Regions from separate parts of the Homo sapiens genome. Here region 1 is linked to region 2. A link is an interaction called in ENCODE POLR2A ChIA-PET data of the cell type or tissue named here. Cell type or tissue: CD4-positive, alpha-beta T cell. All regions are shown on one strand. Links, peaks and the distances in the headings refer to the core of each region. The heading gives the core; the rest is flanking DNA.

Evidence for each region. Peaks named below come from ENCODE experiments on the same cell type or tissue, not always from the same donor. Only the 100,000 strongest peaks of a DNase experiment are listed, where the experiment ranks them.
Region 1: POLR2A ChIA-PET joins it to region 2 with 5 read pairs; 4 of 35 experiments call an interaction of 5 or more read pairs at or near these places.

The regions. Positions count from the first base shown.
Region 1 is chr12:4,029,117-4,034,489 of GRCh38, reverse strand. No RefSeq gene overlaps it. Among named protein-coding and RNA genes, the nearest start is that of LINC03141, 20 kb to the right of the region's middle. RefSeq lists a silencer at 3,089-3,328. In CD4-positive, alpha-beta T cell, for the core only: no CTCF peak of the experiment used is centred there; DNase peaks (open chromatin) are centred at 2,469 and 3,099; H3K4me3 peaks cover 1,368 bases.
Region 2 is chr12:4,162,763-4,168,135 of GRCh38, reverse strand. No RefSeq gene overlaps it. Among named protein-coding and RNA genes, the nearest start is that of CCND2, 110 kb to the left of the region's middle. RefSeq lists a silencer at 3,261-3,430. In CD4-positive, alpha-beta T cell, for the core only: no CTCF peak of the experiment used is centred there; a DNase peak (open chromatin) is centred at 3,145; H3K4me3 peaks cover 1,315 bases.

The sequences.
Region 1 (5,373 bases), core at 324-5,323, 130 kb after region 2:
AACTTCTTGTCCCTCCCCCTCCAATCCATACCCCTCGATTCAGCATGAAGGGTCTGAATTCCAGTGGATTCAGACTTTTTTGTTACCAGGACCCACAATAATAAGTATATTTCATACCATGATTCAGAACATACACAATCACACACACACAAACACATTTCATGAACCAATACTTACAGCACACACAGATTTTCATATTTTTCTATTCCATTCTATTCTCATCCATTCTATTTTTCAAATGTCAGTCATGACCTGAATTTCCCTGTATAACCTGAAGTTTGAAAAACAATGTTCCTACCACTGATCTCTCCCACCTATTCAAAAGACTGTAGCTATTCTCCATTTCCTACAAAATAAAGTCCAAATTTCTTAAGAGGACAGATAAAACCATTTATAACTCTGCCTTCCAGCTCCAGTTCTGCCATCTTCACCTGAGCTCACAACACACCTGGCGACTGGCCTTTCCTAGGAGACGCAAGCCCCACTACACAGTCTCACTTTCTGCCTTGCTCAGGCCCTACCCACAGGCTAGATGCACTTCTCACTACAAGAAAAACTGCTCTTTCTCCTTAGAAATATCCCAGGTATCACCCCCTTCTGAAGACTACCCTGACCTGCCCAAGCAGAACTAAACTCTGCACCAGGTTTCCAGTCTAGGAACTCTTTTTTGTATAGTGCATAATGATCATCTGACCCTCCTGATGGTTTAGATGTCTTTCCCTATTTCTGAATTGGTAGGAATACATTTTTAAATCCTTTCCTTTATGATTGGCACCTGCCTTTTTCTTTCTCAATCTTCAGCCTATTCCCCCTCCCCATCTGCATACATCCCAGAGCCCCCCATACAACTGGAAGATCACAGAGAAGGAAAAAGGAGAATGGTCAAAGTTAGTTGTGGCAAACCAATCTGGTTCTCGTTTTTCTTCCTCCAAATTTGCAGTCCTGTTTCCAGGAGATCCAAGCTTGGCAAAGGCATAGCATGATTCATCTGAATCACAAGAAGTTGGAGAAGGCAAGTGAGGTGGAGAAACCAAGGCAGAGTGCGAAGAGTGGCTGCCTCAGGCTACAAAACCAGGGCAGGAACTGACAGTACAAACAGAATAAATAATACTGATTCACAGGCCAGAGAAACCTGTCGCCAAAAAATGCCCTGTTGCAATCTCAGCTGGTAGGCTGTGGATGGCCTGATTTACAACCAGTTTCAGAGTTTAATGAACTCTCAGGTCACCTTTATCTATATAAAAATAACAACAAAAAGACCCCTAGTGCTATGCAGTTTTCAAAGCAATTACTCACACATTATTCCATTTCATCGTGGAGTGTCAGAGTTGTAAGGGACTTTAAGAGGTCAATTAGCTTAATCCCTCATCCTGCTGCAGATGAAAAGGAGACTGAGAATAGGCAAGTGACTTGCCCAAGGTCACACCCCTGTGTTAGCAGCACAGTGCAATGCTCTTTTTTACCAAACCACACTTCTCACACACAGAAGTAGCCAGTGCTCCAATGGTCTCTTGATTCAGAGCGCTCTAAGAGTTTCACTCTGCCTGGATTTCAAAGCCCTTCAAAGGAGGGAGGGTGGTGCCTGCCTTATCTTTCAAAGATTCCCAAGCGCAGAGATTCTATGGCATCTCTCTGGTCAACTCTTTTTTTTTTTTTTTTTTTTTTTTTTAGACGGAGTCTCACTCTTGTTGCCCATGTTGGAGTGCAATGGTGCAACCTCGGCTCACTGCAACCTCCGCCTCCCAGGTTCAAACGATTCTCCTGCCTCAGCCTTCCGAGTAGCTGGGATTACAGGCAGTTGCCACCACGCCCGGCTAATGTTTTGTATTTTTAATAGAGACGGGGTTTCACCATGTTGGCCAAGCTGGTCTCGAACTCCTGACCTCAGGTGATCCACCCACCTCGGCCTCCCAAAGTGCTGGGATTACAGGAACGAGTCACCGCACCCAGCCTCCGGTCAACTCATAATTTGCTGCCACAGTCGGCTAATCTGGTCTTCACAGTATTGTATCCCCATTACCAAGAGTGCCTAAGCTATTAACCCACCAGTAACAGGTGCCAAATTGCCTCTTCTTCTGCACAAGATGTTCGTTTAAAATCAAATTGCACATAAACCCCTCCAGTCCCAACTCACTTCCCTCAGCCCTCGGCCTTTTTTGGTCTTCTTTCCCCTTGGTGCTCCCAATCCTGCCTACTGGGCGTCTCTAAGATGACGTTGGGAGGGGAAGCTGGGTGGCCTGGGGGAGCAGCTATGGAGTTGTGCAGGAGCAGGCGGGCAAGTCACAGGGCTTTATCCACCCCGCGCCCACAGGCCCCAGGAAGGGGTACCGCGATCGCCTGATGTCACTACACTCATGGACTCTTCCAGACCGGCTCTCTCATCTTACAGATGGGGAAACTGAGGCCGGGAGTGCAGAAGGGGCTTGCCCAAGCACGTTAGTAAGACTAAGCTGGGAGAACACGCCAAGTTTCCACACTCCCAGGCCAGCTCACTTCCTCTACTGTCCGCCTTCCCCTTCGCCCATGAGGAAACTGAAGCTTAGGGAGGTGGAGAGATGACCTAGAACCGCTCGGCTTCCCCAGGCCGGGTCCAGGAGCAGAAGCGCGGAGAGAGGGGAGAAAGGGAGGCCGGGACCGGGCACAACTCCAGGGGGCACTGCTCGCCCCGCGGTCTACGTGCCCCCCGGCCCTTTGTGCCCTGCTGAAGTTGGGGAGAGGGCGCAGGGAAGAAAGGGCAGGTGCCCTGACCCTCCAGAAAACCAGCCCCTCGGGGCCGCCCAGAGTCGGGGAGGCCTGGCCCCCGGCACTGCCCACGGCCTCTCCTCCGGGGAGACGGGGTCCGAATGCCTTTCCCCATTCAGCGGGATTATCCCTTTTGAATTGTTTAAAAAAAAAAAAAAAAAGCTGCAGCTAGCGAACCCTGCCTGACAACACCGAAGGAATTTTTCCCAGGGATCGGCCGAAAGCTGACTCACATTTAAAGGCTTGCCCGAAGTGGTCATGCCCCTCTGAGCAAATACCACAGGCATGCGAGCACGCGTCCGCGGCCTCCTGGCGGCGCGGCCTCCGGGCGCGGCCGGCGATTGGAGCAGCGCAGCGCCCCTTCTCCCCCGCGCAGCCAATCGCAGCGCCGCGCCTCTGGGTTGCTAGCCGGGCCGCCGGGCGCGGGGAGGCGCGGGCGGGGAGTTGTCCCTGCTCGTTTCCCGGCCCCGGGCGGGGGCGCGGCGGGCGGGCGGGAGGCTCAGGCAGTGGGTTTCGGCAAGTATGGCCCTGGAGGGAAAGCCAAGGAAAGGGCTGAGCCACCTACGCCGCAGGCCCTTTGAGCCCCGCGGTCCCCCTCCGGAATGTGCGCGGCGGCGAGAGGCGCTCGGCCTGGGCCCGGCTTGGAGGCGCATTGCTGCGCATCTTCCCCGGACCGCAGGAGCCTGGCCTGCGAGCCACCCTCGCCTGCCTCAAAACTCCGACGCCCGGCAGTCATCTCCTGGCCACTCCACCATTGCAGAAGGCAGCGGGGGGAGGGGGGCACGGGCTCATAAATCGCGGAAGAGCAGTCAGAGACCCTAGTTCACAGCTACATTACAACCAGATTAACGTGCGATCCTGGCCAAGGCTTCTCACAATTGTAGTTCTGGTGTTTTGGGGTTTTTTTCTCGTGTTTCAAATGAGAGGTTTGAGCAGGATCATTAGAGTCCTTGGCGCTAAGATTCAGGTTCTTGTAAGAACCGAGATCCAGTTCTTATACTTCAGCCCCAAACGATTTTCCACGCAGCGGCCCAAGTGCTTTTCTCAACATGTAAATGGCATCATGTCATTCCCCCACCTTAGTACCTCTGAGCATCTCTGTCCCTCTCCATCCAGCTTTATCCCAGTGGTCTTTCTGGGCTGCTTGAAATTACTGCCCCTCTCCCCCAGCTTTTTCCTGCCTCAGGCCTTTGCGCGTGCTGTTTCCTTCACTATCTCTTGGCCAATTCCTAACTCATCCTTCAGGTCTCCGCATAAATGGCATTTTACTAGTGAAGCCTTCCCTGTGCCCCAATCTGAATGAGGTCCCACTGCTACTCCCACGTGACACCCTGCGGTTTTCCATCATGCCTATGTTAAAAGCTGTAATTTTCTAATTTTATTTGCTTACTATCTCTTCCACTAGAAAGGACAGAGGCCACTTCTATTTTGTACCCCATCAGAACAGTTAAATTATCCCCAGGTAAGTAAAGAATTATCATACCCATTTAACAGATAAGGTGGTGGAAGTTGAGACAGGTTAGATAACTTACCTAGGTTCAAATAGCCAAAGGTGTTAGAACCTATGGGCTTCTACTTCTGTCAGGAAATTGGATTATAAAATAATAGGCCTTCCAAGAAATAGCAAATAAATTGCTAGAACAGATGGCTTTAGCACTTTAGATGCTGTGGTTTTGCCCCTGCCCTTCAGGACTCTTTCCATACCAATGAAAGTTCTATTCCTTTATTCATTCAACAAATATTTATGGTGTATCTATTATAAGCTAAGCAGCACAATCGTAAACAAGAGATTTCCTTTCCAGAATCTACAGAACACTAGCTACACAGTACAGCCTTTTCTACCATGGAGCAGTATCCAAACTGTCCATTTAGTTAAGAATTTTGGTCATCTTTTCTGATATTTTGTTTATTTTGGTGTCTGTTCTGATATGTGGTAGGCTTAGCCTACCAGATACATGTATATATAGATGTATACCTACCATATGTGTGTGAATATATGTATATACGCACACATCCTTTTTTTTTTTTTTTTTTTTGAGACAGGGTCTCACTGTTGCCCATGCCCAGGCTGGAGTGGTGGTCACAATCATGGCTCACTGCAGCCTTGAGCTCCCTGGACTCAAGTGATCCTCCCACCTCAGCCTCCCGAGTAGCTGGGACTACAGGTGCACCCCACCACACCTGGCTAATTTTTGTATTTTTTTCTAGACACAAGGTTTCGCCATATTGCCCAGGCTGATCTCGAACTCCTGGGCTCAAGTGATCCTCCCGCCTCAGCCTCCCACAGTGCTGGGATTACAGGTGTGAGCCACCATGCCCAGCTGCCTGTATTTTTTATTGGACTAAAAAATGCATCCCAAAACTTGGTCAAAAAAATAAATTTCTTTTAAAATGTATACTGCTGTTAGGTGGGGCACAGTGGCTTAGGCTTGTAATCCCAGCACTTTGGGAGGCCGAGGCGGGCGGATCACCTGAGGTCGGGAGTTTGAGACCAGCCTGACCAACATGAAGAAACACCGTCTCTACTAAAAATACAAAATTACCAGGCATGGTGGCGCATTCCTGTAATCCCAGCTACTCGGGAGGTTGAGGCAGGAGAATCACTTGAACCTGGGAGGCAGAGGCTGTGGT
Region 2 (5,373 bases), core at 153-5,152:
TTGCCTGGCTAGCTCCTACTTTTCCTTGGATCTCATTTTGATCATCACTTCCCAGGGAGACCTCCCTTAAGCCCTAGGGTCTTATATACATGGTCCTATAACACAAAAGCGAAGAACCTCTCCCACACTAGGGACTTAGTATTGGCCAGGTAAAGAAGGGAGGTAGGCTCTGAGGTGGTAAAGGGAGACTGTAAGTAGAGCACAGGACGAGCCATTGATTTTGGGGACCACACCCATGTCCCTGAGCAGAAGGCTGAGGCAGGCAACCCTCACAACATGACATGCTTTCCTAGGTCGTGTTGAAAGTGGCTTCCAGTGCATTGGTCTGTCATGTATTTCTTCTGGGTGCTATTCTTATGCTTCTTATGATATGGAGAACAAAGTCAATTAAGAGTTGATTTAAGTACCTAAAAGGTACTCTGTGTTGTACTAGGAATAGGACAGGTATACATAAATAATTCACAGTCTTATCTTGAGAAGAGTACATGATCCAGTGGAGAAAACATGCACAAATACAAATAATCGGAGTAAAATTGTGAAGATAATAAAGGTGTGTATACAAGGCATAACCAGAATATGATTGCAGGGAGATTATCTCTGCTGAGGAAATCAGGGAAAGCTATTAAGAGGAAATGCATGAACTAAATGTTATGGGATTGGAAAACCCACCACAAAACAAAGCTGGAAGGAAAGCCATGAGAAGTAGCATGAGTCCATCCTAATTCTACAGTGTTAAACGAACTTATGCTAACAGAGTTTCAAAATACACAAAGCAAAATGTGATAGAACTGAAAGAAGAAATAAGTCAGTTCTACAGTTACTATTGAACATTTCAGTGCTCTTCTCCTACTAATTCATGCCCTGGAGAAATCACTCAGCCTTCTGCAGACTTAGTCTGCTCATCTCTAGAGGAGGGAGAATGCTATGTTATGCTTACGTTTTACAGTCATGGGAATGAAATGGCATGGAGGAACTTAGCAGTCTTTTAAGAGCTGTACAAATGTAAGATTTATCACTTTCCTACTATTCAAAATCAATACTTTTCTCATCATTGTACAGCAAACAAATAGGTTGATAAACTCTTGAACATTTACTTTCTGCCAGCCACTAGGCTAGACGCTGAGCTCAAGAGGTATCAGAAAACGTTAGCAGCCTGGAGTGGCTCACAGTCTAATACAGATGACAGACACTGATAATTGTATGTTATATACTTACATATTGTGTGTATATATGTATATATAATTATATATTACATATAATAGGTATTATATGTTAATATATGTTTATATACTATAAATAATAATTTGGCCAGGCGCGGTGGCTCACTCCTGTAATCCCAGCACTTTGAAAGGCCAAGGTAGGCAGATCACTTGAGGTCAGGAGTTCGAGACCAACCCGGCCAACATGGTGAAACCCCATCTCTACTAAAAATAGAAAAATTAGCTGGGCGTGGTGGTGCGCACCTGTAATTCCAGCTACTTGGGAGGCTGAGGCAAGATAATCACTTGAACCTGGGAGGCGGAGGATGCAGCAAGTCAAGATCACACCACTGTACTGAAGCCTGGGCGACAGACTGAGATTCCATCTCAAAAAACAAAAAATACTTTGGATTATTAGGAAAGCTTTAACACAGAAGGAAGCAGAGGGCACCAGGTATCACAAACACCTAGCATTTCTTCCTTTGTTGACATATTCAGATGTGAACTTCCTGGGCGCCAGGCCCATCCTGCAACTTTACAAATGGTGAGTGACACTGGCCAAGTCTCTTTGCCTGTAGAACTCATGTACTTGTGAGCTGGGTGTGTTCGGAAGGGGTTTTGGTAGGGGGAGGTGATGGTAGCACTGCAGATAATAAGTAAATAAATAAGTAAACAAAATAAGTAAACAAGATCAAATAATGACATTCCTGGAAGGAAACTGACAGGGTAATATAACAGACACTGAGCAGGGCAATTTTAGATACTACAGTTGGTGAAGGCCTCTTTGATGGAGGCCTGAAAGGTGAGGAGTCAGCTAGGTGAGTGGTGATGGTGATGGGTGTGTGTGTGTGCAGGGAAGAGGGGAAGAGAGCATTTGTGATGGGGAACCACCAGTTTGGCTATATTAGTATATTTCTATTTTCTATATTTCTATTATTTTCTATTTTCTATTCGCTATTTTCTATTGGTAGTTGGGTGACTCCAACTTGAACAAAGTGGACCCAGCACAGAATGAAGCTATGTGCAAACTTTTTAGAGGAGGGATCCCAGAGGGCAGGGACATTACGCCAGTAACCCAGATAGGAGCCCACCCTCTGGCTGGAGTCTCAGGAAAAGCAGGGAAGGAGTAGACCACCCACCTTTCCTGCAAACCCTGCACAGTTTGAGAAGTGACTTGGAGAGAGATAGAGCCACTTTCCCTTGCCTTTCTGAGCCTCACCCCCTACTCCATCTTCTCCTTGTCCCATTACCCTGAGGGTATGGGGGCATGTGCCATTCTTCCAAGAGGTACTTGCATTTAAGCCAAAAACCCTGGAAGACTGGAAACCCTGAAGCTCCCAAAGGAATTTAGCTAATGTGGGAAATTCAGACACCACTTGAAGAATCATGGTCACTATGGACACTATGTTCTCATTGGGCGCCACAGCCATGCTCCCAGTCCCAGGCAGACCGGGGGCTCTGAGGATGGTGCCTCTGGTCTGTTGGCCCCCTGGTCCCATGGCAGCTCTGAGATTCAGGTTTCCGTTGCTGCCATGAGGAGGAAATGGGGAAGAAAACGCCTTCGCCTGAATTCATGCCTTTTGGTTGTATTGGGGCTGGAGTGAGTTAGGACGGGTATGGGGGATGCGGTGGGGACGGCGGGGGGCGAGTGTGCCTGCCTGAGTACAAGCCGGGCCCGTGCGAGTGTATGTGTGCAGCTCTGTGGACGAGATTCTAGTCTGGGGGACGTTTTACATAAAGTGAGCGTTTAGCCACGTTCACTTCCTCTCCCGTCTGCCCCTGTCCCAGAATTGCAGCTTCCTTTCCTTCCACGTCGAGCCCTCCTGGCTGTCCAATGCGTCTCTCCTGGATAGAGAGAGGGGCGCGGGGAGCTGGGCTCGGGGAGCGGCCTGGGTGGAAGAGCTGGGGCACCCCTGGGCTCAGATGCCGCGCAGATGAGGTCACATCCTCTCCCTCCCGGCTCCTCCGCGCATGAAAGGCGAGAGGAGACTGAAATGCATGTGGAGCGAGTAGGGCCAGGCTTTGCTTGGCCGGGGCTGGAATGAGCTCATAGTGATGTGGGAGATCCGGGCCCACCTTCCAGCTCTCCCCGGGGCGGACGGCGAGGCTGGGACCGCGTGCGTGGCCCGCGACTGTCGGTCCCCCAGGCTCCAGGGAAGGGGACTCGGGGCGGGGAGGCCAGGACGCAGGGCGCGCGGCTCCGCTGGAAGGAGGCGAGGCCCGGGTGCCGCTTTGGGAACTGGGGGGCGGGGACTGCGGGGAAGCGAGGAGACCCCGGAGCCGAGAGGCAGGAAGAGTGAAGAGAGGAGGAGCAGGAGAAGGCGGGGTTGGGGGTTAGCGAAGGGGACGGCTCACGGCTCCAGGCCCATTCCCTGCAAGAAAAAAAAAAAAAAAAAAAAAAGGCAGCTGCGATGGTTGTTACCCAGGCAGTGAAAATGATGACAAATTCGCTGGATAGGAACGTTCTCTTGAAACGAGTGAGAAAGTGGGGGAAAGAGAGAAACTAGAGGGAATGGGAGCGTTGGTGTGTCTCACGCCCTGGGGACCAACCTGAGAATGGAAGCAAGGAGGTGAGCTTGGGACTTGAACCAAGAAGTCGCCCTCCTTGAAGATGCACAGAGACAGCCCTAGGAAGCCGCTGTCCTGGGGAGCGGAGCTGCGGAGACCAGAAGGGTGGCCTTCGCATGCCCCTAAGACAATTTGGAACATAATTTTGAAAATGACCCGTCAAGCATCTAAAATGCTTTATCATAAGTTTAAATACTTACAAATGGTGTGACTTTTGCCATATTGACATTTTATTGACATTTAAAAATATACTGTTATCTCACTATGAAATATCTCAAGTGGAATCTACTGACTTGATCTCGATCACCATCCATTTAAAAAAATGCATGTAAAAGCCCTTGAGAGCTGGAGGTTTGACATAGCTGCCTTGTCTCCTTCAGCTCCACAGAATTGTATCTAATCATATTTTTTTGGATTGAAAATATTTTATTTTCCAATCGCCTGAGAACACGAGCTCGAGACCAGCCTGGGCAACATGGCGAGACCCTGTCTCTATTTTTAAAATCCAAAAATTAGCTAGGCGTGGTGGCGCATGCCTGTAGTCCTAGCTACTCGGGATGCTGAGGATCGCTTGTGCCCAGGAGGTGAAGGCTGCAGTGAACTGTGATTGTGTCACTGCACTTCAGCCTGGGTGACAGAGTGAGACCCTGTCTCAAAAAAAAAAAAAAGAAAAAATATTTTATTTTATTCATTTTGTTATGTTTCTCTGCCACAAAAATGTGTGTTTATATTGGAATAAATTTTTCTTTGACTTCACATAATATTCATACTTTTATAAATAATTACTTAATAAAAGATAAAATTTTACCACAAAAGTATTTTCAATTAGGCCATATGTCCATGGATGAATATTACTTACATGATTCAAGATCAATTTCATTCTGATTTTTCTTTTTTTTTTTTTGAGACAGAGTCTCGCTCTGTCGCCCAGGCTGGAGTGCAGTGGGTGGTCTCGGCTCACTGCAAGCTCCGCCTCCTGGGTTCACACCTTTCTCCTGCCTCAGCCTCCCGAGTAGCTGGGACTACAGGCGCCAGCCACCACGCCCAGCTAATTTTTTGTATTTTTAGTAGAGACGGGGTTTCACCGTGTTAGCCAGGATGGTCTCGATCTCCTGACCTCGTGATCCACCCGCTTTGGCCTCCCAAAGTGCTGGGATTACAGGCGTGAGCCACCGCGACTGGCCTGATTTTTCATTTTTATGGATACTTTGTTCACATTAAAAGTAGATGGCAAGAGAAGTTTTACAATGGCAATGTCATCCAATTCTTTGAACTACTTCCAAATTATTTGCTGAAAAATCACATGGTGATGTATCATCAAAACTATTTTTTTGTCAGTTGATAATACATCAACTGATAACTTGAGTCCTTTTTCAGTATGTTGAAAACAAAGAAATAAAAGTCATTTGACTTACAAATGATTTGTTACTCAGGTAATAGTGTCATTCTTTCCCATTTCTGGCAATTCAACTAAGAAGGCTTTACCCAGGCAGGGCACGGTGGCTCACGCTGTAATCCCAGCACTTTGGGAGGCTGAGGCAGGCGGATCATGAGGTCAGGAGATCGAGACCATCCCGGCCAACATGGTGAAACCCTGTCTCTACTA